Linked DNA regions of Homo sapiens: region 1 is linked to region 2. Evidence: read pairs that join two places in POLR2A ChIA-PET (ENCODE). Cell type or tissue: MCF 10A. All regions are shown on one strand. Each heading gives the region's core, and the rest is flanking DNA. Links, peaks and the distances in the headings are about the cores only.

What was found. Peaks named below come from ENCODE experiments on the same cell type or tissue, not always from the same donor. Only the 100,000 strongest peaks of a DNase experiment are listed, where the experiment ranks them.
Region 1: POLR2A ChIA-PET joins it to region 2 with 5 read pairs; 6 of 35 experiments call an interaction of 5 or more read pairs at or near these places.

What each region holds. Positions count from the first base shown.
Region 1 is chr5:54,450,622-54,466,707 of GRCh38, reverse strand. HSPB3 (heat shock protein family B (small) member 3) reads right to left here and starts at 11,009. Exons shown (of 1, transcript NM_006308.3): 1 at 10,331-11,009. The coding sequence starts at 10,918. The coding sequence ends at 10,466. In MCF 10A, for the core only: no CTCF peak of the experiment used is centred there; a DNase peak (open chromatin) is centred at 9,317.
Region 2 is chr5:54,397,037-54,413,122 of GRCh38, reverse strand. LINC01033 (long intergenic non-protein coding RNA 1033) reads right to left here. Exons shown (of 5, transcript NR_126379.1): 2 at 11,258-11,480; 3 at 9,335-9,600; 4 at 4,602-4,668. It also overlaps the pseudogene RPL37P25. Among named protein-coding and RNA genes, the nearest start is that of HSPB3, 51 kb to the left of the region's middle. In MCF 10A, for the core only: no CTCF peak of the experiment used is centred there; a DNase peak (open chromatin) is centred at 8,372.

The sequences.
Region 1 (16,086 bases), core at 7,209-12,208, 53 kb before region 2:
AGAAAACAGATTATATACAAAGGAACGATTATGTTGCTGCTAATAAGAACTCCACTCTAAGTGGAGAGGACAACAGAATAATTACAGTGTTGAGGTAAAAATTACCATTCATCTAGAATTTTATACCTTGCTAAATATCATTCAAGAGTGAAGCAATGTAAAGACAGTTTTCACCTACAGAGCCTCAAAATAACTAGAAACCTTAACCGGAAGAGATAGGAACCCAAAGTTCAGCTGTGGAAAACAAGAAACAAAGGTGAGCACAGAAATTCATACATTTTCTTTTAATAGTAGGATTTTTTTTTTTCTTTTTGAGATGGAGTCTCGCTCTGTCACCCAGGCTGGAGTGCAATGGCATGACCTCGGCTTACTGAAACCTCCTCCTCCTGGGTTCAAGCGATTCTCCTTCTCCTGCCTCAGCCTCCTTAGTGGGTGGGACTACAGGCACACACCACCATGCCCGGCTAATTTTTTGTAGTTTTAGTAGATACGGGGTTTTGACATGTTGGCCAGGCTGGTCTCGAACTCCTGACCTCAGGTGATCTGCCCGACTCAGCCTCCCAAAGTGCTGGGATTACAGGCATAAGCCACCATGCCCGGCCAATAGTAGGATTTTAACAGTCAATATTTAAAGGTAAAACTTTTTTTTTTTTCCGGCAGGGTCTTGTTCTGTCACCCAGGTTGGAGTGCAGTGGCACGATCACAGTTCACTGCAGTCTTGACCTTGTGGCTCAAGCAATCCTCCCATCTCATTTTTGATTTTTTTTTTCCTCTTTTTTTGTAGAGACAGGGTTCTCATTTTGTTGCCCAGGCTGGTCTTGAACTTCTGGGCTCAAGCAATCTTCCCCACTCAGTCTCCCAAAGTGCTGGGATTACAGGTGTGAGCCACCGTGCCCAGCCCAAAACTAAATTTAATTTTAAAAATGTTTTAAATAAATAAGAGGTGGGGTCTCACTATTGTTGGCCAGGTTGGTCTTGAACTCCTGGCCTCAAGCTGTCTTCCCACCTTGGCTTCCCAAAGTGCTAGGATTATGGGCGTGAGCCATTGAGCCCAGTCTAAAAGTAAAATTAAGAATAGCAACAAGATGGAGGACAGTATTCAGTGGGTAGTAAGGACACAAATGACCTAGTCACAATCAGGAGAAGGATATTGACAGTTTTTTTGGTGGGGTGCGGTGGCTCACGCCTGCAATCCCAGCACTTTAGGAGGCTGAGGCGGGTAGATCACCTGGGGTCAGGAGTTCGAGACCAGCCTGGCCAACATGGTGAAATGCTGTCTCTACTCAAAATACAAAAAATTAGCCAGGCATGGTGGTGCATGCCTGTAGTCCCAGCTACTAGGGAGGCTGAGGCAAAAGAATTGCTTGAACCTGGGAGGCGGAGGTTGCAGTGAGCCGGGATTGCACCACTGTACTCCACCCTGGTGAGACTCTGTCTCAAAAAAAAAAAGACAAAGAAAATGTTTAAATTTTTATACTTGTATTATTTTCCTTCAAAAATGTATATTAGCCTATAAATTTTCAGGCAGTGTTTAAGTTTTAACATCTTAAAGATCAGTAGAAAAAACAAAGAAGTAAACCGAAAATCTGAAAGGGAAAAAAGCAAAGAAAAGCATGATAAACAGAAATATGAAATAAGAAATAAATTCAAATATTTAATTCCAATAAGTAAATGGATTAAACTTATCTACTAAAAGACAGATGATCAGACTGCATTTTTAAAAATTCAGCTATATGCTACTGCTTTTAAGAGACACATTTAAATACTGTAGTGTATTCAATATATTGAATATAAAAGAACAAGAGTTGCCATGTAAATAATAAAAACGTGGTATTTTTCAGGCAAAATAGAATTTAAGGCTAAAAGCATTAAATAGGGATAAAAAGTGGGCCTACATAATAATATAAGAAACAATTCGATAGAAAAAAATTACAATTTTAAACTTACAATTAGGAAAGTTATATAAGTTTATACAACAAACTTAAAAGTATAACAACATAATCTAAAAATACACAAAGTAAAAAATGGGCCAGAACTTTTTTTAAAAATGGAAAACTGCCTTTTTTCCAATTTCGAATCTCCAATTTTGAGAGATTCGAAGACAACAATCTATATGTTTTCTAGTATCAGGGGAAAAAAGGGAAGAACATAGAATATTTGAACAACACATTACAAAGAATGGTATCATACAGATCATTTGATCTTACCACATTGCACATTCTTTGTATTTCCTTGAGGTTAGAAAACATTAATAAACAGGATTATATTTTTATATACACACACACACTGTGTATTAAACAACACAGGAAATGTAAACAGCAGTTTGAATCATTTGCTTTTCAAATTAAAAATACTACCTCTCTTATTTTGCGGGGGGTCAGGGGTGGAGGTGGGATCCGGCCCACTCAACCACTAAATAAAATTATTTTCAAAATGTAATATAAGAGCTGTACCAAACCAACATTTTAATTTTTAATTCTTCTTTGTGACTAATTATTTGACAGACTCTGAAGAGAACTATGATCATTAGTAAAAAGTATTTTTGTTAAACTAGTGGAAATCATGGGTTTTTAAAAATTTGAGGTTGTATGCTAAATTCCCTCTATTCCCTTAATTTTCCTGGGGGACTTTTTTGTTTTTGTTTTTTATTTTCTTGGGTTTTCTTTGTTGTTGTTGTTTTGAGACAAGGTCTTGTTCTGTTGCCTAGACTGTACTGCAGCCTCACCCTCCCAGGCTCAAGCTATCCTCCCGCCTCAGCCTGCAGAGTAGCTGAGACTACAGGCACGTGCCACCACTCATGGCTTATTTTTGTTCTTTTTGTAGAGATGGAGTCTCGTCATGTTGCCAAGGCTTGTCTGGAACTCCTGAGCTCAAGTGATCCTCCCACCTCAGCCTCCCAAAGTGCTCAGATTACAGGCATGAGCCTAGCAACTGGCTAAGACTTCTTTAAGATTTGTTTCTCCCTGAAGAGAATTTCTCCATGGAACGGTTCCATGTGCTGAGCCAGCATCCCTGCCCACAGACCTGCCGAGCCTCTTCACAGCTCCCTGTGACATGGTAACCAGCACAGTAACACATCCCATCATCACACCAAGTTGGCTTCCCAGTTTTTTCTCATTTTATTTTCCTTGCCTCATATGTTTTCTAAAATAACTTTTTGGCTGGGCGCAGTAGCTCACACCTGTAATCCCAGCACTTCGGGAGGCCGAGGTGGGTGGATTACGAGGTCAGGAGATCGAGACTGTCCTGGCTAACACGGTGAAACCCCGTCTCTACTAAAAATACAAAAAAAAAATTTGTGCTACAGGGCGTGGTGGCACACGCCTGTAGTCCCAGGAACCCAGGAGGCAGAGGTTGCAGTGAGCTGAGATCACACCATTGCACTCTAGCCTGGGTGACAAAGCGAGACTCCATCTCAAAAAAAAATAAAATAAAATAAAAAATAAATGAAAATAACTTTTTGACTTGCTAAGGTCCTTAACAGATCAACTTTCAGATAATCACATCAATAGGGACAAACACAAGACCCAATCCACTGATTTTTTTGATCACTTGTTAGCAATCTCTACATAGACTGACCATACATGATCCCATTACATATTTTTAAGCATAGGGCTTCCATATATGATGCTTCCAACCCCACCTCCTGTCCCCATCCATATAACATTTTCAACAGTGACAAGTGTACACTTAGGTAATCCATTCCAGGGACAAGAGGCTATGCCTATAGCAAAAGCTTAGGAGAATCAGGAATTAAGGAAGAAAGCATTGTCCATATCCCTGATACTGGCCATTTTCCTTCCTCATATCCAGAGCCTCATCGCCTCCCAGCAAAGGGTTACAGCCAAGATGTGTTTTGTAACTTACTGAGTAACACCCTACTGTAAAGCAAGACCTCCATACATTTTTCTCGTTTGGGGTTTCATGGTAAGTATGGAAATTGAATAGGATTGTGTTAAAGCAATGTTTCATGAAAGAAAAACCTGTGGAACTCCAGTTGAAGTTCTCAGTCTTTCATAACACTGTACTGTCTTCCCAATATCAGAAAATGCTAAAAGACGTGGTCCAAACACAATTGCACACAGTGGGCAAACAGGAGACACTCAGGCAAAAAAACAAAACAAACAAACAAAACCCTTCAAGGTGGCTCTTTGAGAAGGGCCAGCGTGCCTGGTAAGTGCATGCGATTGCCAAATGCAGTCAGTGCGCTGGTGGCTAACAGTAGCCTTGGACTAGCTGGACATCTTTCAGGAAGTATTTTGGGTAGGAACCAGGCACTTTTGGCATGCTGCTCATAGTGTGGGGCACAGTATGCTGTGATGGCAGAAAGGATAATGAGGAGAGCTAGCTGGGAAGCATGTTGTTTCTTCTGTTTTTGATGTTTCGTTTTCCAAATAAGATTTCCAGGACTGTGTCTCTACCTTGAAGGACAAGTAGGTGAGAAAAATAGGCCAAGGACAAGTGGGGGACCTCAGTGTTGTAGGAAGTCAGGGACCCCAAACGGAGGGACCGGCTGAAGCCATGGCAGAAGAACGTGGATTGTGAAGATTTCATGGACATTTATTAGTTCCCCAAATTAATACTGTTATAATTTCTTATGCCTGTCTTTACTGCAACCTCTAAACATAAAGATTTCATGGAGACTTATCACTTCCCCAATCAATACCCTTGTGATTTCCTATGCCTGTCTTTAGTTTAACTCTTAATCCTGTCAGCTGAGGAGGATGTATGTCATCTCAGTACCCTGTAATAATTGCATTAACTGCACAAATTGTACAGCATGTGTGTTTGAGCAATATGAAATCTGGGCACCTTGAAAAAAGAACAGGATAACAGCAATTGTTCAGGGAATAAGAGAGATAACCTTAAACTCTGACTGCTGGTGAGCCAGGTAGAACAGAGCCATATTTCTCTTCTTTCAAAAGCAAATGGGAGAAATATCACTGAATTCTTTTTCTCAGCAAGGAACAACCCTGAGAAAGAGAATGCACGCCTGAGGGTAGGCCTATGAATGGCCACCCTGGGCGTAGCCATCTCTTAGGGTTGAGACTGCAGGGATGAAATAGACCCCAGTCTCCCATAGCACTCCCAGATTTATTAGGAAGAGGAAATTCCCGCCTAATAAATTTTGGTCAGACCCGTTGATCTCAAAAACCCTGTCTCCTGATAAGATGTTATCAACGACAATGGTGCCTGAAACTTCATTAGCAATTTTAATTTCGCCTCAGTCCTGTGGTCCTGTGATCTCGCCCTGCTTCCACTTGCCTTGTGATAGTCTATTACCTTGTAAAGTACTTGATGTCTGTGACCCACACCTATTCGCACACTCCCTCCCCTTTTGAAAATCCCTAACAAAAGCTTGCTGGTTTTTGCGGCGTGTGGGGCATCACAGAACCTACCGACATGTGATGTCTCCCCCGGACGCCCAGCTTTAAAATTTCTGTCTTTTGTACTCTGTCCCTTTATTTTTCAAGCTGGCTGACACTTAAGGAAAATGGAAAAGAACCTACATGAATATTGGGGCAGGTTCCCTGATACCTCAGTGCAGTTTGGACTTGGAGAGATCACTGAGAACAAAAATCTTGAAAATCTTCATTGACTTCTAGCTTTCTGGCAGACAGCTTTAAATAATAAACACACAACCTTGGTCCACAATTTACAGAAAAAGAAAAATCCTGGAGATGTTTAAGAGGACTAACTTTGCACCTAAGTGGATTAAAAATTAGATCAAAATATAAAGTGACATTAGGGTCCATAAAATCTGAAGGCAGTGTAGGTTGCAGAGCAGTAGATGATATAAGACTGTCTGATCTGCCTGGCATTCTCTTCCTGCAGTTTTGTATTTAAGGTTTACTGGATACAAACCTTGCATATCTTTTTGACTGACACCTTGTTTCTGAAGGCATCGCCTGCCTCCCAGACCATGCTGCTGCCACTTTTGCCAGCAGTTTTGCCAGGCTTCCAAGGCAGCAAGAGTCCACTGACTGAAGCCTTGAGCCCTACTCATGCTGAGTCATTCTTCTGCTCCTAATCATGCTGTCATTCTTCTGCTCCCAGCTTGGATGAAATGTCACATCATCAGGGTCTGGTTTCCAACAAGGCATTGAATGATAGAACCCAGAAGTACAGGAAAGTTTATCCCCTGTGAGCTGAACCTTGACTAATAGGAGATGGGATATTGTAGAGAATAAGGTGAGCAAATTCCCTCTCTCCCCTTGATTTTCCTGGGGACTTCTTTAAGATTTGTTTCTCCCTGAAGAAAACTTCTCCATGGAGCGATTCCCTGTGCTGAGCCAACATCCCTGCCCACAGACATGCTGAGCCTCTTCACAGCTCCCTGTGGCGTGGTGGTCAGCACAGTGACACATCCCCTAATCACACCATCTTAGCTCCCCAGTTTTTCCTTGTCTCATTTCCCCTATTTCCTCATCTTTACTATCCTGGGCTTGACACTTTCCAAATAAAGTGTCAGCTCTTCCTCATCCCATCCTCATCCCAAGCTTTACTTTGTAGAAAGAGACTTTCTAACAGAGAACTCTGACAATAGGACTCATTTGATTGGAGTACTGGATATTATCCTCCTGCCCCTGAGGGTCATCCTCACTTTTCTCCATCCTGCCCTTTGCCCTGGGGGGCCGTTGAACTAGATGACAGGACTCCCATGCCCTCTGGCCTCCAGTCAGATCCAGCCAATGGGGGACCCTAGCAGGAGATGGGAAGGAGGAAGTATTTGTTCTCCTGGCTCCCTCCCTGTAAGAGGTCTCCTTGGACTGGTCATGCCCTCAGATGAAAGTCACAGCTGGTAGTCTCCTCTATGCGACTTTCCTTTTGATTTCTGAGACCTGCTTCCTCCTCCCATCCCTTTGGACCTGGGGGACGTAACAACTCCACACTGAACGTCAGATTACTCCGCTTTCCTTTGCAGTGCCTCTATGCCCTCCCCACTCCTTTGTAATGTTTCTCTCTCTCTTGTTTTTTATTTTTGTTTTGTTTTGTTTTTTGAGACAGTCGCACTCTGTTACCCAGGCTGGAGCGCAGTGGTGCCATCTTGGCTCACTGCAACCTCTGCCTCCAAGGTTCAAGCAATTCTCCTGCCTCAGCCTCCCTAGTAGCTGGGACTACAGGCACGTGCCACCATGCCCAGCTAATTTTTGTATTTTTAGTAGAGACTGGGATTCACCATGTTGGTCAAGCTGGTCTTGAACTCCTGACCTGAAGTGATCCACCCATCTTGGCCTCCCAAACTGATGGGATTACAGGCGTGAGCCGCAATGCCCAGCCTGTAATGTCTCTTTATAAATAAACCCTTCTTGAATTTTTCCAATTTGATAGGGTCCAACTGTTTCCTACTGGAACCAAGAATGAAAAGAAATGGTTAAATGCTAATACAATTAAGCTTTGTTGGAACAGTGAATAGCCATTACAAATCAGTTCTTGTTTGGTAGAAAAAGAAAGCGATGCACTAATTTTTAAAAAGTCACTGTTGCGATGAACACCTATCAACCCCAATAGGGAAAGCACCAGGTTAAAGAGGCCAAAGAAGAGACCCAGAGCCAGCAGATGAAATGCGGTGTTTTATTAGGGGGTTAATACAGAAGAGAGAGTCCAGTAGCGGCAGGCTGGCTGGGAGAACACAACTGCTTGCAAACATTATGCAGTTTCTACAGCACTTTCACTTAACACCCTCCATCGAAAGAACTCCACCTGGCAACCATCATTTAACTCAAAACTCAAGGCCTCAATCTCCTGTACGGCACATATTCCATGGAACAGGCTGGGTGGGGGCTCAGATGTATAGATAAAAAAACGAATCTCCAGGTTGGCCATGCACAGATTGCCTAACTTGAAACACACATTCAGGTACATCTACCGTACTGGGTCTTTCTAAAGGTATGCTTAAATGTTTGCTATCACATGCATTTACTCTGCAATTGATTAAAAGGTCAAACAATCAGAGTTCTGGCAGAAAACAATTCCATTGCCTAAAGGACCATTTATGAGAGAGTGGGCAAAGTAAGGAGAATCAATAAGGGATAGTGACACACAGGGTACAAGAAAGAGCAGAGAGTCACCCCTCCTCCTCCTTTTGAACAGACGAAAGGAAGAGACAGTGTTACAACCCTAAGCCCTGTGAGAGTGGCAGCCCTGGAGGAACTCAGTCATAGAAGGATGCAGCCCTGACAGGGCCTTGGTCTGCAGCAGGTTAAGGGCGACAGAAGAATTCCCTGACCATTCTCCCCTCTTGCCCACTAATCTCTCTGCAATCTCTGGTCTCCAGTCAGTGCCTCTTATTGGCTGAACCCAACCAGAAACTAGAATGATGTGGCCCATCAGGGTCAGCCTGCTTGGGCTCAGAGTGGGGCTGAGAAGGGCAGAGAATGGTTTGACTTGGTGGGAGTGGGGAGGGCAACAGACAGTAGCCAGTACAATCAGGATATCAAACTCCATACAGATATAATCCTAATTTTGTGAAAAGTGATACATGTATTTATGTAGTCCTGTTGTTGAACAAGATATTTAAAATAGCTGCCTCATGGTAGCAGAAGAACCATAGATGATTTTTATTATTTATAGTGTTTGGTATATTTCCCAAATCAAAAAAATGGCTATAAGACTTTAAAATTTATCTTTAAAACTTATCTATATCTTATCTATAAGACTTTAAAATTTATCTTGTAAAAACAAGAGCTCATTAGACATGTGTTTACTTTAATTTTATTTTTAAAGAGAATATTTTCTATCAGTGGCTCCTCATGGTAGGAATTTCACCTCCTGAATTTTCCCGGGAGGAGGATCTCATCTAGAGTAAGATCAAGGCCGAAAGAGAGGGTTTTTTTGTTTCTCACCACATTAGTTTCTTTTCACACTATTCTGCCAATCACTGGGAAAGAATGATAATCCAGACAAATGGTATCCCAGTTCTGATCATATTAGTAGATCTGGAATCTCAACGACTGCTATTAACTTTGTTATGCAGCCAAGCTGATCTGTGATATTCACTTGGTCAAACAAAATTTTTCATATCTGAGTTGGACACACAAACCTCCATGTATAGGCATAAACCTCAGATATGCATATAACTGCAAAATCTTTTCAATTTAATTAGACAGTAAACATTCTTCTCAGATTACATTTGTTTTCAAAATAACTTTTAGAACTGTTTGATTCGTTTTTCTATTGCTTCATGTCTTTTACATTTTAACTTGAGCTACAGTAAAACAACGTGGGGGAGTACTGGGATACTGTCAGCAATCTGCATTTGCCCTGGTGTTTTCCACACCCTGCATTCCATGTCTATTCTTAGCACTGTCCTTGGGCTGCTTGTCAGCTCACATTCAGTGCGGGGTAAAAGGCAGGCAGCCACTGCCTCTGAAGAAATACTTAATGTATACAGAATGAGATAGCAAACCTTTGGAATGTCCCAGAGCAGCTGTTGAAGGCACTAGTCCTTAACCTCTACCAATGTCTCCACCTTGAGCCAAGGCAGTAGTTTGGGAGAATATAATAAGCACCAATCATCAGATGTGCTGTGTAAACTCAGACACGCAGTGTAAGCTCAGGTGTTGAACTTCCATTGGCTGCCAGGCTATTTAAAGCTAAGGATTATGCAGAGATAGCAGATGTGTTACATTTTGCCATCTAAGTTTATGGAGCATCTAAAAAGCACAGATTAAAACTCACTGAATTCAGCAATCAAACTTTTAAAAGTGGTGTCCTTAAGCTTCATATTAATTTACAAGAGGATATGTAAATACATATCTCATGAACATTTTGTACGTGTCCATAGAACTTATACTATCTTTAAAAAGTCAAAACACTTCAGATAGGATTCAGTATATCTTTAAAAAGATGAATGAGGTACATATTTGAACTTTTTAAAAATAAGATTTATATCTGAAAATTCCCATTGACCTTTAAGGCAGTAACAACTATACTAAATCATAAATAGATATCAGACCCAATTTCCAAATACTGTATTTTAATTTTTGCACTCCATATTTATAAAACCTCATTTTAATTAAAATACATTAAAAAGAAAAGCTTATCGAGTGAAGGGAATCACAACTCTTTTTGGCAAAATAAAAGATTTTCATAAAATGGATAGGAATTCCTTAAATGGGTATAGCTCTTTTGCCATCAGTGATTACAAATGCAGCTGGCATTGTTGGAATAATAAGAAACAATTCGGAGTCCTCTCTAATATCCAAATACAGCCTTCTGTATTTTCAATGTTTCAGTTGTAAGAATAGTATCAGTTTGAGCCACACAAACATATTTACAAATTTTCCTTTCTGAGTAAGAATAATAAAGACAACCTCAACATACCAGGAACTGTGTATATATTTTTAATCTTCATAAAAATCATAGCAAATCATTTCAAATGTGGGTAATACAAACATTCTCGTAGTACCAGTGGCTGAACCATCATCTTCCCCATGTCATCTGAACAGGAACCGATACGATGTCACTTAGTCCCAACTGGATCCTTTACTTCCACCACCAAAATTCCATCATGACAGAGGACTGCAGACAAATCTTTGATTTCCACACCATCTGGTAGTTTGTACTGTCGGGTGAAGCTTCTTGAGATAAAACCGTGCTCATCCATTCTGGTTCCGTGTTGTGCTTTTATCAGCAGCCAGCCTTCGAAGGTCTGAATGATGATGTCTTCAGGGAGGAACTGGACCACGTCCAGCAGGATCTGAAAGTGGGATTTGCCTTCTCGGGGTGGCGTCTCTGCCGCTGAGTCCACTGGAGGAGACTGCGCTGCCCTGGTTTTCCTCAGGTCCACGATGGTTGGCCCAGGCAGTGCATATAAAGCATGATCCAGCCTGCAGTCTTCTAGACCTCGAGCTTCAAACTCTTCCTGGTAACGCACTGGAATCTCTATGAGGTGCCTCAAAATGATTTTTGCCATAGTGAAGGCAAAAACAGCCTTGAACAGCCTCCTTCTGCCAACCTTCCACTGCCTTCAGTCAGTGGCGAGCCCCTGCAGTTGCCTACTGACTGGATTACCAGTTGAAGCAGCTAGTGGTTTATAGCCGTGCCCAGACGCAATCACTTAATTAGGCCTGAATCATAGCACGGAATGCTCTCTTGTCTTTTCACACATGCTGACAATGAACGGCTATTTATAGGGCATGTTTCCCAGTGCATTTAGCACACAGCCTGCACAAGCTGCCCAGTCATGGATTGCCCTTACATTCTCAGTTATCCTTGGCAAATGTGTCTGCCTTGCTTACTTCAAGAAAGAGAGTGGGAATCGAAAATGGTATTTGAAAAATATCTGGGTGAGGCCAGGTGCGGTGGCTCATGCCTGTAATCCCAGCACTTCGGGAGGCTGAGGCGGGTGGATCGCCTGAGGTCAGGAGTTCAAGCCCAGCCTGAACAATGTGGTGAAACCCTGTCTGTACTAAAAACACAAAAATTAGCTGGGCATGGTGGCTTATGTCTGAAATCTTAGCTACTTGGGAGGTTGAGGTAGGAGAATCGCTTGAACCAGGAGGCAAAGGTTTCAGCGAGCCAAGACCATACCGTTGCACTCTAGCCTGGGCAATAGAGTGAGACTCCATCTCAACAAACAAACAAACAAACAAAAACCAAAAATATCTGGGTGGGTGCTTTCTCCCTGTGAACTTCAGTAATCTAAGGGAATAGGACTTCTTAGAACAGTCAGAGATGTTCACTCATAATATGAACTGGGATCACATTTTCCCTCGTCTCCAGATACAAAGCTGGGGAGGGCAGAATCTAGCTGTAATTCAGAAAGAATTAATACACACATATTCAAATCTCAGCCATTCAACAAACTGCCCTGTGTCCTATGCATTTCCTTTTATTTTATCTTTTAGTCTTTTGGGCTAAAAGACACATTATCTGGGTTTATTTACATCTGACTCATCAAAATTAGATCAGATGACTAAGCTAGAGAAGTGACAAACGTCAGATGGGGGCTGCAGGGGCATAGGATGGGGAATTTTAGTGATGAAAATAGAGCCACAAAGAAGAGAAAAATGTCAAAGCTTTGAATGATTTGATATGAACCTCCAAAAATCTAAGGATTAATCTTGTCACAGCTCTGCTACTGAGTTGGCAAAAATAAATTAAATATAATTTCCCCACTATATCACCCTTTATACTAAACTTACCCTGAAAAAGAATGAGGCAACTCCTTATCCACAGCTATGGAAGAATCTCCAAGATATGTTAAATCAAAAAGAAAAGTCCAGGGCAATATATGATATGCTAGTGTTTATACTTTTTTTTTTTTTGAGACAGAGTCTTGCTCTGTCACCCAAGCTGGAGTGGGTGACAGCCTCGAAGTCCTGGAATCAAGAAATCCCTCACTCTCAGCTTCCTGAGTAGCTGGGACTATAGAACCATGCCACCATGCCCAGTTAGTTTTTTTGATTGTTTTTTTAGAGATGGGGGTCTTGTTATGTTGCCCAGGCTGGTCTCTAACTCCTGGCCTGAAGAGATCCTTCCACCTCATCCTCCCAAAGTGCTGGAATTACAGACGTGAGCCACTGCACCAGGCCTTATTTATACTTTTTTAAAAAGTATGTATTTGCTTATATTAATAAAATCTCTCTGAAAGCTTTGTAGCTGAAGACAGTGGGTGCCTCCTGAGAGTGATTGGCAGGTGGGGGCTGGAAGGAGACCTAATTTTTTACTGTAAATACTTCTGTGCTATTTATTTACTTACTATTTTTATTATTATTTTTGCCACCATCTTCTTTGTGATAGTGTGTGCTTTTTATTTTATTTATTTATTTATTTTTTTGAGATGGAGTGTCGCTCTGTTGCCCAGGCTGGAGTGCAGTAGTGCCATCTTGGCTCACTGCAACCTCCACCTCCTAGGTTCAAGTGATTCTCCTGCCTCAGCCTCCTGAGTAGCTGGGACTATAGGCGTCTGCCATCACACCCAGATAATTTTTGTATCTTTAGTAGAGACAGGGTTTCACAATGTTGGCCAGGCTGGTCTCAAACTCCTGACCTCAGGTGATCTGCCCGCCTCAGCCTCCCAAAGCATTGGGATTATAGATATGAGCCACTGCGCCCAGCCAGTGTGCTTTTTATTTATAGAGTGTATATGGAATATACCTACACACAATAAATTTTAAAATATGGAAAATTTCTTCTCCATGGAGATTAATATTTTCTTAAATGGATAGACTTAAGAGTACCTTTCCTTTAAAAATATATGCACTTTCTTCAAATGAAAAAATGTCTATATAAATTAAAAATCAGAAAATGGAACAAAAGTCTTCTTTAGCTCGCTTTATAAGTCTAAAAAAACCTCTGTGGACATATTGGCATACACTTAGAAACATGTCCTAACAATGCTGTTCACACTCAGCTTTTTGACCTGCAGTTTACAGGCTGGTGGCCCTCCAGAGGAAAATGTACTCTTTTAGATATGTTAATGTTCTCCGGCTCATAAAATACTGCGGGATGTTGTCATCAGTACTGCTCTTAGTGGAAAGTCAAGAACAGAACTCACTGCCAGTGACAAGAAATAGATATGATCTTAAGGATTTGGCATTCAAACACTAGTAAGATTTACAGCAAAACTGAGGGAAAGCTACAGACATTTCCTACATGCCTCCTACCCCTACACATGTACAGCCTCCCCCATTATCAACACCACCCCCAAAGTGGTACTTTTTTTTTTTTTTGAGATGGAGTCTCGCTCTGTGGACCAGGCTGGAGTGCAGTGGCACCATCTCAGCTCACCGCAACCTCAACCTCCAAGGTTCAAGCGATTCTCCTGCCTCAGCCTCCCAAGTAGCTGGGATTATAGGCACCCGCCACCATGCCCAGCTAATTTTTGTAGTTTTAGTAGAGACGAGGTTTCACAATGTTGGCCAGGCTGGTCTTGAACTCCTGACCTCAGGTGATCTGCCCACCTTGGACTCCCAAAGTACTGGGATTACAGGCATGAGCCACCGCTCCCAGCCTCAAAGTGGTACATTTGTTACAACTGATAAACCTACACTGACACATCATTATCAGCCTGAGTCCATATTTCACCCTAGGGTTCAGTCTTGGTGTTGTACATTTTATGCATGGTGGTGACATGTATCCACCATTACAGTATCATGTAGAGTAGTTTTACTGCCCTAAAAACCCTCTGGGCTCCACTTATTCATCCCTCTGTCTCCCCAAACCCTTGCTCTAAAAAACTTCTCAAAAAAAAAAAAAATAAGTTTTTTAAAACAAATACTAGAAAGAGGCTGTTAGGGTGAGACAGAGAAAATGTGTCAAATAATCTTACAGTTTCTTGCACCAGGGATCTCTAAGACAGGCAAAGAAGGCTTAGGTGTGAGTGATAAGTTTCCATGTATGATCTGTGAATGAGCTGCTGAGATTAAAAATGAGCAATTCCAGCACTTTGGGAGGCCGAGGCGGGTCAGGAGTTCAAGACCAGCCTGACCAACATGGTGAAACCCCGTCTCTACTAAAAATACAAAAATTAGCAGGGCATGGTGGTGGACACCTGTAATCCCAGCTACTCAGGAGGCTGAGGCAGGAGAATCACTTGAACATGGGAGGCGGAGGTTGCAGTGAACCAACATCGTGCCACTGCTCTCCAGCCTGGGCAACAGAGCAAGACTCCATCTAAAAGAAAAGAAAAAAATAAAAATGAGCATCACATTTCTGATGCGATATTCAAGACTTCTACTTCTGCCATTTTCCCAAAATTTTCCCAAAACTGCCCTTTGACTCCAGCCCTAAGCGTGACTGCCCTCATCATGATCATCAGCTACGTTGACTTTTTGTCCTTTTGGAGAATCTGTCAGGCTTCCTTCTCCTGCCCTCCTGTCCATCCTTCGCCTTGTAACTAGAGCAGTTGTTCTAGAGCATCACATAGATGATGTCACTCCCTTGCTTCAAACTTGAAGTCAGAAGTTTCTCATCACAACCAGAATGAAATATAAAATTCTTACCATGGCCTTTGAGAACCTATAATCTGGCCCCTCTGCCCTGCTCCCCTCCACCTCACACTAGGGTTCAGTCTTCGTGTTGTACATTTTATGCATGCTGGTGACCACAGGTAAAATGGTGGTGCCCCTGCTTCAACCACACTGGCCTCCTGTCTGTCCCTTGAACACTCTAAGCTTGGTTCTTCCTCAGGCTTCTTGTACTTGGAGTCCCTTTTGTTCTGAAAACTTGACTTTCAAGTTGTCTTAAAGTTGCCTCTTTCTCATCATTCAGGCTCCAGGTCACGTGTTACTTCTTCAGCCAAGTCTTTTCCAACTATCTAGGGAAAGTACTCTTGTTATCCATCATAGAACCCAATTTTTTTTTTTTTTTTTTTTGAGACAGAGTCTCACTCTGTTGCCCAGGCTGGAGTGCAGTGGCGCAATCTCGGCTCACTGCAAGCTCCACCTCCTGGGTTCACACCATTCTCCTGCCTCAGCCTCCCGAATAGCTGGGATGACAGGCGCCCGCCACCATGCCCGGCTAATTTTTTGTATTTTTTGGTAGAGACGGGATTTCACTATGTTAGCCAGGATGGTCTCGATCTCCTGACCTCGTGATCTGCCCACCTCGGCCTCCCATAGTGCTGGGATTACAGGCGTGAGCCACTGTGCCCAGCCCATAGAACCCTATTTTACCTTTTTTTGTATTCTTTTACGCCATGATCAGGGCGGTGTGGTCACAAGAGGAGATACAGGAGAGAGTCTCGGGAAAACAAAGTATGTTATACTCACAGGTCCTAGAGACAACTGGCTATGGAGGGTGAGAGGAAGACATAAGCAGTCAGGAGGCAGAAGACAGGAGCAAGTGGAAGATTTAGCCACAGCCATTATTGGGGTTTCCACAGGGAAAGGCAGGGCAGGATGAACAGTTTAGAACTGGCTAGTTTGAATAATTTCAGCAGGCCCTAAGCTACAGGATGTCTCCAATTGCCCGGTACCTGGCCTTTGGTTGACTAAGGCAGAGGAATGTTGTGTCCTGGAGTGCAGGGGCCACATAGAGGAGAGATGGCTCTGGGTTGGGCAGTTTGCGTATCAAAGGCACACTCCCAGCTGAGCCCTTTGCTGTCTCTAAGGATTGGCCAGCCCTGGGAGGTGCAGT
Region 2 (16,086 bases), core at 6,174-11,173:
TGAGTTCCTTGTCCGGTACTGGCTGCATCTGCCACTGTATCCCTTGTGAAGCTGTACTCTGTTCAGCAGCTCCAGCTGTGACTAGACACTCATAACTGCCCCCATGCCTGCTCCTTTGGGTCTAACAGCAGTTGGTGACAGCTTCCCTGCTGCGCCCTGGGTGCCTCAGCACCCCCTATTGATTCCATTAGCTCTGCCTACATCCCTCAATAGTCCCTTCTTTAACTGATTCATGATTAAGTTCTTTTGAGTTTGCCATCGGTTTCCTGCGAGGACCCTGCCTGATATTTGAATATTCCATATTCAAAATTCACCATTAACCCAAAGTGTTTTTAAAGCTTTTTTAAAAACCAAAATCCACTCAAGAATCCCATGTTGAATTGGTTTTGCCTGTTTAGTCCCTTAACCTAGCTCCTCTTCCTTTTTTCCTTGTCATTAACTTTTTTTTTTGAGACCAGAACAGCTGTCTTATTCTGTCCCATATTCTGAATGTGTTCAAGTGTACCTTAATTTGTTCTTCTCTGCTTTGAATTTCCTTTAACTTGAATCTAATCCAGCCTTTAGATTCCATTTCCATCTTAAACATTATCTCTTAAATATTATTGACAGGTGCTGTCATATAATTTATAAAGCATTACCTCAGAAGTCACACAGCATCATTAATAGTGGGACAATCAGATAGTAAGTTACCTAGTGATAATAGCCATATTTCTCCATGGTAAAGGGTACTTTTTCCTCCGTTTGCTATAAACAAGTAATAGCAAATTACTTGTTATTTTAAGGGTGATACTTTGGTGCTTTTTGAATATCTGGTTCTCTGTTGACTGTTCAACTAACAGTTTTAGCATTCATTATTGATCCTTGTTTGGATTGATTATTTCATAATGTCTTGCAAAAATATTTTCTATTTCCATCATTATTTCTACATTTATTATCTAGCATTCTTTTGTATACAAAAGCTTTAGTTTAATAACGGGAGCTATTTATTTTTCCTGACTACAGGTGTTACGTAAAAGCAGAATAATCCCTAATTTGGCCCCCTTTAATTCCTTACTCTGAAATTAGATAATCAATGTAATGCCATTACTAATATAAACTGTCTATATTGGGTTTCATTAATGAGCTCTCATAATTCTGTGCAATTAAGCTTGGTTATCAGGGAAATTGAATTCTATATCTTCTCAAACACAATAAATTCAGCTTTGTCTGCATCTTCTTACCTTTTATTATTGCTGCAGAGATGTCTGCACCAGCCCTGGTCATCCATACATTACTAGCACTAATAGATACAGACCTCTGGTACTGTGGTAGCACAAACCCGATGAACAAAACCCACCATCAATAGCTGGTATTTACACCACAATTAGATTGCGCATCTCGTAAGAGCGCTCAGAAGGCATTCAAAAGGGCTATCATCTCTTTCCTGTGTAAGCTATTAGTCTCACAAATTTTTGATCAGGAGACCCTCAAAGCTTAGCTGTACTGTTACATTGCTTTCTCATGCTGAAATAAGCCATTTTGCTTCCCTAAGTGCTTCTGTCTGAAAAAAATAATGGATTTTTTAAAGCTAAGTGAGACTTCTGGGTTCTGTTGGATTTTCATGAGTGATCATGTAGGGGCTGGCCATTTGTTATCCTCAAGTGCACTTTTGGCTGTCTCCTTCACTCCCTATATGCAGTCACAGGTATCTGCTACATGTAGTAACAGACTTTCGCCAAGCTCTCTTTCAAATACTCAGTGCTAGTCAGAGTTCCCAGCCTCATCTGTATGGCTCTGGACTTTTCTCTGCAGCTGCCACCTCTTAGTAGCTGTTCCTCAATTGCAAACACCACAGCAGAGGGGAGAGAATCAGACAGAAAGAAAAGGCTCACATAGCCATTCACCAATTAACAAAGTCTTTCTCCAATAAAACTAACAATAATTAGCCGAAATCCCTAACATCCCAGTCATCATCACAAATAAATCTCTTTACTCATTGAGACAACGTAGAGTGAGCCATACATGCCAAAAACATCTAGGCTAAAGGATGTACAAAACAAAGTTGTGATAAGGTCTGTCTGGCCATTGGCTTATTTGCTCCCAGATCCATTCATTGTCTTTCCCCTGTCTGTTCCATGTTACAGGGGCTATCCTCTGCAAACTACAATTCTCAGTTTATTAATTTTCTATTACTATATAACAAATTACTGCAAACTTTGCAGCTAAAAATAACTCCCATTTACTATCTCATAGGTCTATACTTCAGAAATCTGGGTTAATTTGGCTGGTTCTCTGTTTAGAAAGCCCAAGTCAAGGTGTGAGCTGGACTCTTATTTTGAGACTCTGGGGAAGAATCCACTTTCTAGTTCATTCTGGTTGTTGGCAGAATGTCGTTCCTTACAGCTATAGGACTCAGGTTGCTTTTCCTTGCTGGCTGTCGGCAGGAGACCAGGCCTCTCTCCGTCATTGACTGGGAGAGGTGGAATGGGTTTAGAGGAGGGGCAGGGTGGGTTGAGGAGTGGACCGTGATGAAACTCATTGCTGGGGGCTGTTAGATAATACTCCTCCTCTCAGCTGAGCAATAAGTCCTTTCTGAGGAGTATCTAAGCCGGGGGTTGGTAACTGTATATAGCCTGCTGCCTATTTTGGTATAGCTCCCCAACCTAAAAGTAGATTTTTACATCTTTAATGGTGACATTTTATATTTATTTTTTATTTATTTTTTGAGATACAGTCTTACTTTGTTGTCCAGGCTGGAATACAAGAGCATGATCATGGCTCACTGCAGCCTTAACCTCCTGGGCTGAAGTGACCCTCCTGCCTCAGCCTCCTGAGTAGCTGGTACTATAGGTGCAAGCTACCATTTTTTTTTTTTAAGAGTGAGAGAGATGGTGTTTCACTGTGTTGCTCAGGCTAGACTCAAACTCCTGAGCTCAAGAAATCCTCCTGCCTCAGCCTCCCAAAATGCTGGGATTATAGGCGTGAGCTACTGTACTCTTAGCACTTACATAATATCTTGATTTTGCTGCTTAGCTCTCACAGGTTGAAATATTTACTATCTGGCCCTTTACAGAGAATAATTCATGGGCTCCTGAATTTTATGCTGGGCATCTTTGTGTCTGTTCAACCCTGGCAGGTCAGAATAGAGGGCATGGTGAGGGGGACCCTGATACTGTAATTGAGGAAGGGAGAAAATGGGAGACATATCGAGTAGAAAAAAACCCAAAACCCAGAAACTTGATAGCAGGGCATGCATAAAAAAGTGAGACTGTCATTTAAAACTTCCTGGAATGGAGTATAATTTTTTAGGTCTTTGCTAATTTGTTGTAATAAAAATATTCTTGTTTTAATTTGCATATCATTTGTCTACTAATAAAGTTGGAATTGGATCTCTTTTCATGTGTTAATTTAAAGAATTGCAAATGACAGCCACAAATAAAATGAACAGATTTCTGAACCAAGGATAGAAACAAAATAGTTAATATCCATATACCTAAAATAATCTACAAAATGGAAAACATTAAGGTTCCTACCAAAAAATGAACAAATGTTTATGCTTTTAAATTTGTTAATACTTGAAAACAGAAACAAATTTTGAAGCATAGCTTCTGAGTCCAAAACCTTGTAGTTGAGCATTTTGAAATATCTAGGGTAGTTCCCTAGTACTTCTACCCGTTCACTTCTCTACTCATTTGGCTAAACTAAATAGTTTTATTTCTAAAGAATATTTATGTTATCAAAGAAGCAGAAAAAAATTTTTCCTAAGGAAAAATGGAGTCAAGAATACCAAGTTTTATATTTGCAATAATGATATTTTCTCTCAAAGAATTTGCAGGAAAAACATTTATAACTATTAGTGCACAGCTAGAAAATTGAAATGGCACCAAGAAAAACCTACGTGATTGCAATCAGCTCTTGTTCAAGAGTAAAATCCCCTTTAGTGCCTGAATTGTGATTTTTAAATATCATTCTCCACTAAAAGAAATTCCTTTTGAGAAATAGTTGATTTTAGGTCCACATCAGGACATTTACAAAATGAGTAAGACATAATTTTCTGCCAGAAAGCAGGGAAATAATCAAACTTTAAAGAGGTCATGTCAAAAGTACACAGGACCTAAACTGAAAAGGCTTCTGCTGGCAAAGTTGTGACAATTCAAGCCAAAAGGAACAATATCACTGCTTGAAACATAAATATATAAACATTCAGTAGTTCACAACAATACTCAGGGATCAACGCATTGGTCACCATCTGAGTTGGCTAGGGCACCAACTCTACTCTCAATTTTTTTTGTGTTTGTTTTGAGATGAAGTCTCCCTCTGTTGCACAGGTTAGCGTGCAGTAGTGTGATCTCAGCTCACTGCAACCTCTGCCTCCTGGGTTCAAGCGATTCTCCTGCCTCAGCCTCCTGAGTAGCTGGGATTACAGGTGCACGCCACCACACCCAGCTAATTTTGTGTTTTTAGTAGAGATGGGGTTTCACCATGTTGGCCAGGCTGGTCTCAAACTCCTGACCTCAAGTGATCCACCTGCCTTGGCCTCCCAAAGTGCTGGGATTACAGGTGGGAGCCACTGTTCCTGGCCTACTCTCAAAATTAATAAAAGAAAAGAATCAAGATTTTACCTTTCCGGCATAAGCTGCGTTTCCATTTATCCAAAGACTTGAGGTCATGTGCTTCACAGAATTCCAGCTAACAAATGCAGAAGAAATGATAGGCTTAGAAAATCACTATCTTTCAATTTTAGTGAGATACTATGGATCTAGGATAATCAATGGTTGATAAATATTGTAAAGGAGGGATCCAGCTGCCACTTCCTAATACACTGATCAATTTTAGCATCACTCAAATTAGATAGGCCTTGACATTGTATTTCAAGATACAATGCCATAGGAACTATAAAGCTCCACTTACAAAGTATTCATACCAAATTGAACATGTTTCGAGATCTAACAATAAGTTTATAGGAAATATGAGGAATAAAGGAACTACTTTTTAAAACCATCATGAGAAAGCAATCAGCCAAATTCAAATATGGAATACTCTGTGGTATGAAGAATGGACTTCTCCAACAAATCAACTGTATTAAAAAACAGCAGAAGGGTATAGAATAAAATACATAGCAGATATAATAATCAAATGTAATATTTAGGCCATATTTGGATCCTAATTTGAACAAACCAGCTGTAAAAAGCATTTGAGACTATCACAAAATCTTTTTTTTTTTTTTTGAGATGGAGTCTCGCTCTGTTGCCCAGACTGGAGTGCAGTGGCGCTATCTCTGCTCCCTGCAAGCTCTGCCCCCCGGGTTCATGCCATTCTCTTGCCTCAGCCTCCCAAGTAGCTGGGACTACAGGCGGCCACCACCACACCCGGCTAATTTTTTTGTATTTTTAGTAGAGACGGGGTTTCACAGTGTTTGCCAGGATGGTCTCGATCTCCTGACCTCGTGATCCGCCCACCTCAGCCTCCCAAAGTGCTGGGATTAGAGGCGTGAGCCACCACGCCCGGCCTGACTATCACAAAATCTTAACATAGTCTCGGTATTACATGAAATGAAAAAAACCACTGTACATTTTGTTGAGTAGCATCATGCCATGGTGGTTGCGTGGGGAGAAAAAATAGTCTATCAGTTATCAACGCTCCAGCCTGTCTAAACTTCCCTCAAGGCCAATGAGGACTCTTTAGAACACAAAAGAAATCACATGGGCTCTGAAACAGTCTGGTTCTATCTGAAGCAGCATTTCTTTCCTTTCATGCAACAGTATCTCATAAGTGACAGGTAAACTGGGTACTGAAGATCATGATGCAGAAGTTGTGGTGGTGAATATGCGATTTTTGCCAACCCATCATTTGAGGTGATCAGGGTAAATTTTTTTACTGGGAGGAAGAAAATCTAAGAAATATATGAGTACGTTAGGGAAAAACCTGTATATTCCATACAGTGAAGACCTTCAATGAGGTAGTGATTCTTGAAGCCATTAAACCAGCCACTAAGTTTTCTATTATATTAAACTATCTGGTGAAGCTGTGAGTGCAGTTGAAGATGCTTTGAAGAGACATCCCTCTGTATTGAAACCCTAGATCAGAATTCTAATGTCGATGCCTATGTTCTCTATTGGCAGTGAATGCCCCAAGGACCTACAAGAAGCCTGAGCCCCAGGATATAAGGCTGCAAAGGGCTGTCTGTGATGCTAAAGGCAAATGTTTACAGAGATTCAGCCATGCTAGTATTTCTATTTGTATTACACTCTCAGGTTTTTTACTTCCTAATTCTAACACCAACCCCATTTTTCTCATAAGCCCTATTATTTTAAGTATACTATATTGCTAACTGAAGAGTGTTTTTTTTTTTTTTTAGGAATGCATATGATGTCTTAGCAAAGATAACTGTGTACCAAAGTTAAAATTTTGGCCACTTATTGGAAGCCTAACATTGAACAAACCACTAATCTTCTCTGGACTGTCTAACTAGCTTTCTAAAATTTGACAAATGGGAATATCACCTCTCTTAAAGGATTGCTAAGGTTGTACACATAAAGCACCTAATATGTCATCTAGCACATGGGAGGACTGAATAAATAGTAGTCATTATTATCCGAGGATAAGTGTTGGTCCTCGACCTGCTGCTGCTGAACTAGGGAGCTCAACAGCAACCAAGCTGAGCAGTCTGCAGATATTTTGACATGAACACTCAGTGATTTGTCCTACGCTCTCTTCACCTCCTCTTCCAGACCACAGAAACACAGAAACACAACTAGTCTTTCATTGTTCCCTCCTCTGGTCTGCAGGTTAAACCCCAAATGGAGCCACCCCTGAAACCTCAGCCTGGTTGTTACACACAAACTGAGCCAAGCTCAGAAAACTCTAAGTTCCTGCTTCGTGCAGTGTTAATGCAGGTTAACACACAGTATGTTGAGAAGCAGTCCTGGCAGCCCCCCAGCGGCTTTTCCAGATATCCCATTGCTGGTTTGATAAACCAGGTCCTAGCATATCTCCTCAGAGGAACTCCTACTTAGGAGTCCTGTGATCAGGGCCTCAGGGTCAGTCCCATCACCCCAGTGCCCTCCTCAGTGCTTCTGGCTGCAGAAGCTTGGTCAAAGGGAACCCCAGAGGGAATCCTACCCATAGCAGACACCTCTGCTAGTGAAAAGAGATACAAAAGGAACCTGGTGAGAAACTCCTAGAGCCCTTTAGTTCCTCTCCAATATAGCTGCCCATATACATTTAATCAGACATGAGGAGAGTTTAAAAACACAGCACTGAAAGGAAAGTGGAGCCTTGGATCTAGCTCTCCTCATGGGAGCTCTCCTGAGGCTCAAGGCAAAAGGCTGGGACCCACGGCCTGGGGCTTCCCTGGTGAGGCTCCTCAGATTCCTACCCTGTCTTTCCTCCCTGGTTGCCTGGGAACTGACCAGCTTGCTTATGGCCACTTTCCTTTCCACTCAGCCTCTTCTGACAAAGGGCACCCCCTAGACTGCATCCAGCACCAGATCCCAAGGAGATTCCTTTACGGCATCATGGCGTGATTCAGAAAAGGGAAACGGAGAAACAGAGAAGTAGGTGAAGAAAGTAGGAAAAAGAAAATAAGGGGAAGAATGAGGCTAAAGTCAAAAGAAAGGCCAAGAACTTATTCATGGCTGGGGTGTCACATGTGGTCATCACCATCATATATTTCCTGATTTAAAAATTATCTAAAAGGGCTGGGCACGGTGGCTCACCCCTGTAATCCCAGCACTTTGGGAGGCCAAGGCGGGCAGATCACCTGAGTTCCAGAGTTCAAAACCAGCCTGGCCAACATGGTGAAAACCCGTCTCTACTAAAAATACAAAAATTAGGCAGGTGTGGTGGCACATGCCTGTAATTCCAGCTACTTGGGAGGCTGAGGCAGGAGAATTGCTTGAACCCGGGAGGCAGAGGTTGCAGTGAGCCAAGATCGCACCATTGCACTCCAGCCTGGGCAACAAGAGTGAAACTCCATCTCAAAAACAAAAAAAAAAAGAAAAAAAAATTATCTAAACGTACTTAGGAAAGAATTGAAGGATTATATCCTGAAAAGATTCACTGTTTTGTTGTGGAAATTTGGCCTTTAAGGGCTTTTGTTTCCTGTGAAAATGCATGAGCTATAAGAGTAGAAAGTTTACAGACCAAGTAAGAGATCTTCAGAGTTATTTAGGTTTTAATAAGCTTGCCTCATTCCATATATATTTTTCCAAGGGCAGTCAATCATCTAGACACGTAATGTTAATAAATGAAGTGACATTTGTATTGTCTATGTAGAAGTGACTGTTGCTTACACAAAGCTTTCTTCCAAAGAGTGTAACATTCCCATGGAACGCCCTAACAGGCAGACAGATCTTTTAATTGTTCTCAGAAAGTGCTTCCAGACTTGTAACCTCAGAGAGTGTCTTGCTTACAAGTAGTCTGAGAACAAGTTCTTACATGTTCTAGAAAGGAAGGCCCTGAAAACATAGAAGCAGCCTGTTTTCAAAAAAGGGGAAGAAAAACAGATGTCCGGTTGATTGGACAAATTAGTCCTAGGTAGAAAAAAGAATGTGAAATGCACAATAATTTGAGGGGTGAAAGGCAGTTGTCAGATGGAGAAGGTAATAATGAATGATAATTACTGTGTATTTACTTTCTGGAAGGAGAATGTAGGAAATGTTAGAGCTCAATCACTTAAAAATTCATTGGTTTTTCACCACTATTCTTGACAAAATAAAACGTCAAAATTCACACAACAGCATAGAAAAATAGATGAAACATAGGCAGATAGAAGTTGTGAGTGCCTCGTTCTATCTTGAATGTCTAGAGGCATCTGGATGTTTTAAAGATACCTTTACAAAAAAGTAAACCTTAAAAGAACTACCTAGGCTCTTTTTTCATAACAAAATAAAGGGGATTGCGTAAAAGATTATTGCTTAGAGATCTGGAAGAATTCCAAGAACATTCATATTCCTAAAATAAAAGCCAGCCCAATTTAAAAGTTTTATGAAAAGCTTAACTGGGGTTGTTTCTAAATTAAATCCAAGAACACTCTCAAGTTGATTTTGTCTATTTAGAATTGCCTAAAATAAAGGAAAAGTGTGAAAAACATATATTAGGAAAACTGCCAGACTTAAGTTTTCGCTTCTATCAAAAGGATTATACTGAAGGAAAGAGTCTTTGCTTCTTTATGCATGAAGAATATGTTCTGAAAATAAAGATATCGGCTATCCAAGCAAGCTTTAAAATTGCTCTTTTGTGAGATCCCATGGTATGTGGTGTAAGTACAAATACATTAGAGGTGTGTATTAATTATTGATGGCTGCCTAAAAATTTACCCCCAAATTTAAGAGCTTAAAACAACGTTTATTACCTCACACTGTTTCTAGGGTCAGGGTCAGGGTCAGGAATCCAGGAGTGGCTTAGTTGGGTGGTTCTGCCTCCCGAGATTATCATCAAGCTGTCACCTAGGGCTGAAGTCTTCTGAGGCTTGACTGGGGCTGGAGAATCTCCTCCCAAGCTTATTCACGTGATTGACAACAGGTCTCAGGTCCTCATTACCTGAGATTCTCATTGCATGGTGGTTGGCTTCCCTTTGAGTGAGTGATGAGAGATGGTAGCCACAATGTCTTTTATAACCTAATCTCAGAAGTGACATATCATTACTTCTGCCATATTCTGTCACACAGATAAATTCTGGTACAATGTGGGAGGGGAATTATACAAGGGTATGAATACCAGGAGGAGACAATCTTGAGGGCTGGCTACCATAGTCTGCCTTCTAGGCTCCAGTGAATCAAGTCCCTCCAACATGCAAAACACGTCCACTCCATCTCAACATTTCTAAAATTCTTGTCTCATTACAGCATCAACTCAAAGTCTAGAGTCTTGTCATTTAAATCAGGACCAGGTACACAAGAGGTTCCTTAGGTATAATTTCTTAACTCTAGCTCCTTGGGTATAATTCCTCTCAATCTGAAACTAACACGCACACACATAGACACACACACACACACACACACACCCCAAACACACAATGGTGGAACAGGAATAAACACTATATGCATTAATATTCAAAAAGGAAAGGTACTGGACACACTACTATGTCCCCATAGCAGCTCTGAAATCCAGCCAGGCAAATGTTGGAATCGCCTTAGGATTTAGTCCTATTTCTACGCATGAGTTATTCTCTGAGGCTTTTAGCTTCCCCTTCAGAGTCATCCTTTTTTAAAAAGAGACAGAGTCTTGCTATGTTGCCCAGGCTGATTCAAACTCCTGGGCTCAAGTGGTCTTCCCACCTTGTCCTCCCAAAGTGCTGGGGTTACAGGAGTGAGTCACCATGCTTAGCTATTCTTTCTTTTTCATGAAAGTTAGTACATGTATGCAGCTGAAATTTTTTCTTAACCTGCAGTGAAACAGGGGCAAAGTGAGTACCAAGGCCTTTTTTCATTTCATACTGTCTCTATCCCTTTGAGTTCTAGTTGGCAATGTTTCTACTAATATAATTCTTTTAAAAAATTTGTGAATCACCTATGAATTTTTGGGGGTCCATTCCATTAGACAAAAGTCACGCCCAAAAATCTTTTTGAGATAATCCCTTTCCCACCTTGTGATTCTGCTGAAAAACTATGCTCTTAAGCTTCTCAGGAGCCCTGTTTTTGAAAGAATCTGTGAGTCACAGCCTTAAAAACTTTAGAGGGCCTTTGTGTGACCAAACTGGTACTCTGAGGCACCACTTTTGATCTTTCTGAGGTCATAACAAAGGATTTATAGTCACATCTCAGCTTCATCTTTGGATTATGTTTTCATGATGGTGCCCAGGATTTGACCTCTGTCCTTCAGCCATTTCTTAATTTAGCATTTTTCACCATCTGTAAAAGCTGAGAATCTTTATGTCTTTATGAATAGCAAATTAGATCACCCAGTTTACCAGGTACATTCCCACCACCCACATTATTGCAGACAACAATATTGCTAAGATTTATGCCACTCCATAGTAAGGATTCCCTGTTCTGTTTTCAACAAGATTTTTCTCACTTTCTTTTAAACCTCCACCAGCAGCCTGGTCAAAGTCCAAAGTTTTTCTAATGTTTTGTTCAAGGCTCCTGAGACTTTCACTGCTATGCTTCTTAAATTCTTTCCAGCTACCTCCACTGTCTAGTTTCCTAGCTGTGCCTACATTTTAGGTATTTATTATGGTAGCACCTTACTTCCAGGTATTAAAAAATATATTAGAATAACAAATTATCCCAAAACTTGGCAGCTTAAAAAAACAAACTTTTTTTTCATCTCGTACAGTTTTTGAGGACCAGGAACCCAGGAACAGTTTAGCTGAGTTGTTCAAGCTGAGAGTCTCTCATGAGTTTGCTGTCAAGCTGTCAGCCAGGGCTGCAGTCTTCTAAAGGCTTGACTGGAGCTGCAGGTTTCACTTCCAGTGTCACTCGCATGGCTACTGTCACATGGGCCTCTCCATAGGACTGCTCATTACATGCCAGAGGGCTGCCCCCAGAATGAGTGATCTATAAGAGACAGAGAGACCTAATGTCTAATGACATATTGCACTGGTCACACAAACTAACTCTGGAACCACAAGGGAGGGTGGGAATACCTGAATTGGGATTATTAGGGGGTAATTTTGGAGGCTATCACAGATATAATTGCTTTTTTTTCTTTTTTTTTTTTTGAGATGGAGTCTCGCTCTGTCCCCCAGGCTGGAGTGCAGTGGCACGATCTCGGTTCACTGCAAGCTCTGCCTCCCGGGTTCATGCCATTCTCCTGCCTCAGCCTCCCGAATAGCTGGGACTACAGGTGCCCACCACCACACTTGGTTAATTTTTTTGTATTTTTAGTGGAGACGGGGTTTCACCGTGTTAGCCAGGATGGTCTTGATCTCCTGACCCCATGATCCGCCCACCTCGGCCTCCCAAAGTGCTGGGATTACAGGCGTGAGCCACTGTGCCCAGCCACAGAGTATAATTTTTAAAAGAACTCCTTTTCTCTCCCGTACCAGAACAAATTGAAAAGTAGATGCAATGCAAGAATCAAACAAATAGATCAAAATATTAACTTTATTATTGATAGAAGCTAAATTGGAGGAGGTGGCCTAGACATGTGGCTACAATGAGCTTCAATACTTGACCTCCAAATTAGACTTACCTACCCAGTTATAGAAAGAACAGGACTTCTCACTTATCAGATTAGCTTATCACACAGAGAGCAAAACAAAAAGCACCTCTTCTGTGTTTTTTTTCTGTGTTTTTGTGGGGTCTTTTTGTGCACAGGTGCCTGCCCCTTGTGTAATACATCTAACAAAATCTGTCCTGCCTTCTTCGTTAGATCCCAGAAAGTCTAACACAGTTCTCAAGCTTTAGTATGCTGATTGCTGGGCCTGGAGAATCTCCATTCCTTTATAAATTCCCAGGCAATCTTGATACAGCTGGTCTGAGAACCACACTTTGAGAACCACTGGCCAAGTACCTATGATGCACTGATGCTTATGGGCATCTCGTTTTCATTCCCAATCTCATTAGTGTCCATAAAAATATAAGATAGATTTCACTAACCCTTCCCCTGCACTTGACAGACATGGAGAACAAGGCTCAGAAGTGAAGTCAGTGGGCCAAGCTTACATCCTGCTAGGCATGCAAAGCCAATCTTCAAACCCAGGTCCAACTCCACAGCCTGTGGTCTTCCCTCTCCACCAGGTTGCCACCAATTACTAAGGACTGAACATCAGTGCATAGTCTGAGTCTTAACAGTAATCTCCTAGAACTGTTTTCTATTAACTCCACTTTGCATCTTGTTTTTTATTTATTTTTTTATTTTTATTATTTTTATTTGTTTATTTAGTTATTATTATTATTATTTTTTGAGACGGAGTCTCACTCTTTCACCCAGGCTGGAGGGCAGTGGCACAATCTTGGCTCACTGCAAGCTCTGCCTCCCAGGTTCACGCCATTCTCCTGCCTCAGCCTCCTGAGTAGCTGGGACTACAGGCACCCACCACCACGCCTGGCTAATTTTTTGTATTTTTTAGTAGAGACGGGGTTTCACCATGTTAGCCAGGATTATTTCTATTTTTTAAAACTAGAACATTTATTTGCATGACTAATTGTTGACGTTCTGAAGCTAAACTGGATGCTGCAACAGCTGCCTTCTTGGGTTTAGGTGTTGTTCCTTCACAGAATTCATCCTGAATCTGAGGTGTACAATTATCATTATTATTTTTTGAGACAGAGTCTCACTCTGTTGCCCAGGCTGGAGTGCAGTGGCACAATCTCGGCTCATTGTAACCTCAGCTTCCCAGGTTCAAGCAATTCTCGTGCCTCAGCCCCATGAGTGGCAGGGATTACAGGTGCGCGCCACGATACCCAGCTAATTGTTTTGTATTTTTAGTACAGACTGGGTTTTACCATGTTGGCCAGGCTAGTCTCAAACTCCTGACCTTAGGTGATCCACCTGCCTCAGCCTCCCAAACTGCTGGGATTACAGGCATGAGCCACTGTGCCCGGCCGCAGTGTACAATTTTTAAGTGCTTCATTTGACCAGTACTGGTGGCATTTCATCTTTCAGCCCTGGCACTCAAGTTATACTTTCTCTTGCTCTTGTCAGTGTGGCCGCATTTGCAGCAGATCAACTTCTGAAGTTGGTAGGCCTTGGCGCCACTGCGGCAGCACATTTACTTCTTATTGCAATGCTTTTCAAATGGTGACTTTCTATTCATCGTCTTGTGTCTGTGGCCAAGACCAGACACTTCTCATCTTCTTGACCTGTAGTCTCAAGCACAGTTTGCTCCATTTTCATTTGTCAAACATAATTGTACACTATGCACAATACATTCAACTGGGTAATGTCCATACATGTTAAAAGTAGGTAAATATGTTTACCTTAAGGGGCAAGATTAAGACTATCAATTAACAATGGGCTACCATTCCAGAAGTTCCATAAAAGAAGTTAGAAAACGTCCAGCACAACAGATACCTAGCTGCTTTCCCTCCAGGTTTGCTCTCCACTTTCTCCACCCTCCTCCCTGCCCAGGAGGTGGACCTCCGTGACCTACATCAACAGTCTTCCTTGCCTTCTAGATTCCCATTGGCTTTCTCCTCTCCAATAGTGAACAGAGGGAGGAAGGAGAGTTCCCCAACTCCCTTCATGTAGGGTCACCTCGGACTAACTGCATTTTTCCATAAAGTACATGAGTCCTCTCAAGGCAGCTGCTCTGCCCTGAGTGATTTTATTTTTTTTTAAGACAGAGTTTCACTTTTGTCTCCCAGGTGGGGGTGCAGTGGTGCAATCTTGGCTCACTGCAACCTCCACCTCCCGGGTTCAAGCGATTCTCTTGCCTCAGCCTCCCAAGTAGCTGGGATTACAGGCGCACACCACCATGCCCAGCTAATTTTTGTATTTTTAGTAGAGGCAGAGTTTCACCATGTTGGCCAGGCTGGTCTCAAACTCCTGACCTCAGGTCATCCGCCTGCCTCGAACTCCCAAAGTGTTGGGATTACAGGCGTGAGCCACCGCGCCCAGCTATGAGTGCTTTTTTTTTTTTTTTAAGAGGTTTCAGGAACTCCTGTCTCCCCTATCCCTTGAGGCTCAAGGATAGTAATAGCTCTTAAAGTCCTGCACTATTGCTGTGGTTTTCCTCACCCTACCCATAGCTTTCTAAACAACCCCCTTATTAGTACCTCCTTGAATTATCCTAACTTGAGTGTGCTATTTCCCTTGGGGCCCTGAATGAATACATATTTAAGTACAGTTTACAGTTTGCCTTTCTTTGAGCTAGCCCAGGTGCCTTAGCTTAAGGTCTATGTCATCTTCCTAAAAGTCAGTAACTTCCTGCTGCTGCCCAGATGGTTATTAAAGGCATGAAAAACCACCTTCTGGGCCTCACATGTGCTTTGTAGGTAGAACAAATGGCAAGAGGCGACTTGGAAGGTTCTGCAGGCAAAATTCTTCTTATCAAAATTGCTGCTAAATTTTAGAATTCTATAATTTTCTACCTTATATTAGGCACTTATTCTAGCAAGAGGTAAATTATCCCTGGAAGAAAGAGATAAAGTTGTCAGTCAAAGACATTTGTGTTAAATGAGTTTCAGGTGTTTCTATTTTGGCTGCTAGCTGCAAGCCTGGTTTGAGAAAAAGGAAGATAAAATCCATCTAGGTTCTAGAATAATGGTTTTCAAGGTGTGTGGGGAAGATGGTTTTCACTGTCTTCTGGAAGGCATTTTGGAAATTATGGGGAGTCTTTGTGAGCCAAGGGCCAGAGATGCTAGTCTGCCTGTGCTGAAAGGGATGGTTCCACACAACAGAGAATAACTGTGTGGGAACTGTAATGCTCTAAGAGCATTCATGTTGCTGAGAAACCTGTTTATAATTACCCAGGCAAAGGGCTTATGTTTTCTTTTATGGAAAGAAAGAAGGGAAGAAGGGAAAGATGGATGGAAGGAAGGAAGGAAGGAGGGAAGGAAGGAAGGGAAGGAAGGAGAAATGGAGGAAGGGAAGGAGGGAGGGAGGAGGAAAAGAAGAAAAGGAAAGGAAAGAAGGAAGAAGGGAAGGCAGAAGAGAAGGAAGGGAGGAAGAAAGAGAGAGAAAGAAAAGAAAGAGCGAAAGAAAAAAAGGAAAGAAAGAAAGAAAAAGAAGGAAAGAATTTGTGTATGACTTTAATACTCACTGAAATTTCCAGGAATGCAACTGCCATATAAATTGAGGGACTATCATACATTGTTTTGTTTGAATTTTACCAAGCTGGTTACAATTAGAGAAAAACACAATTTTCAATCTGCATTTGTAGCTGCAGCATTCAAGGTGAGTCTACAAACATATTAAAGTGCCATAACTTCATTGTATCTTAATCTAGTGAGGTTTTATTCTACTATACATACTGAAATTTATAAAGAAAATCTCCTTGCACAAAATTTTAAAAAATTAATGTAATACACCAATGGAAATCTAATAGATACATACAAAGAAAGTAGTTATAATTATTTCATTTCCAGGTAGTCAAAGGTGTATATAGCAAAGTACCTACCATAGAAATGGTCATTGGATTTGATGAAATTTGGGACCCACAGATCTAAAGCGAGGTGTTCTGATGGCTGAAGGTACCACTGGGGAGGAGGTCCACTG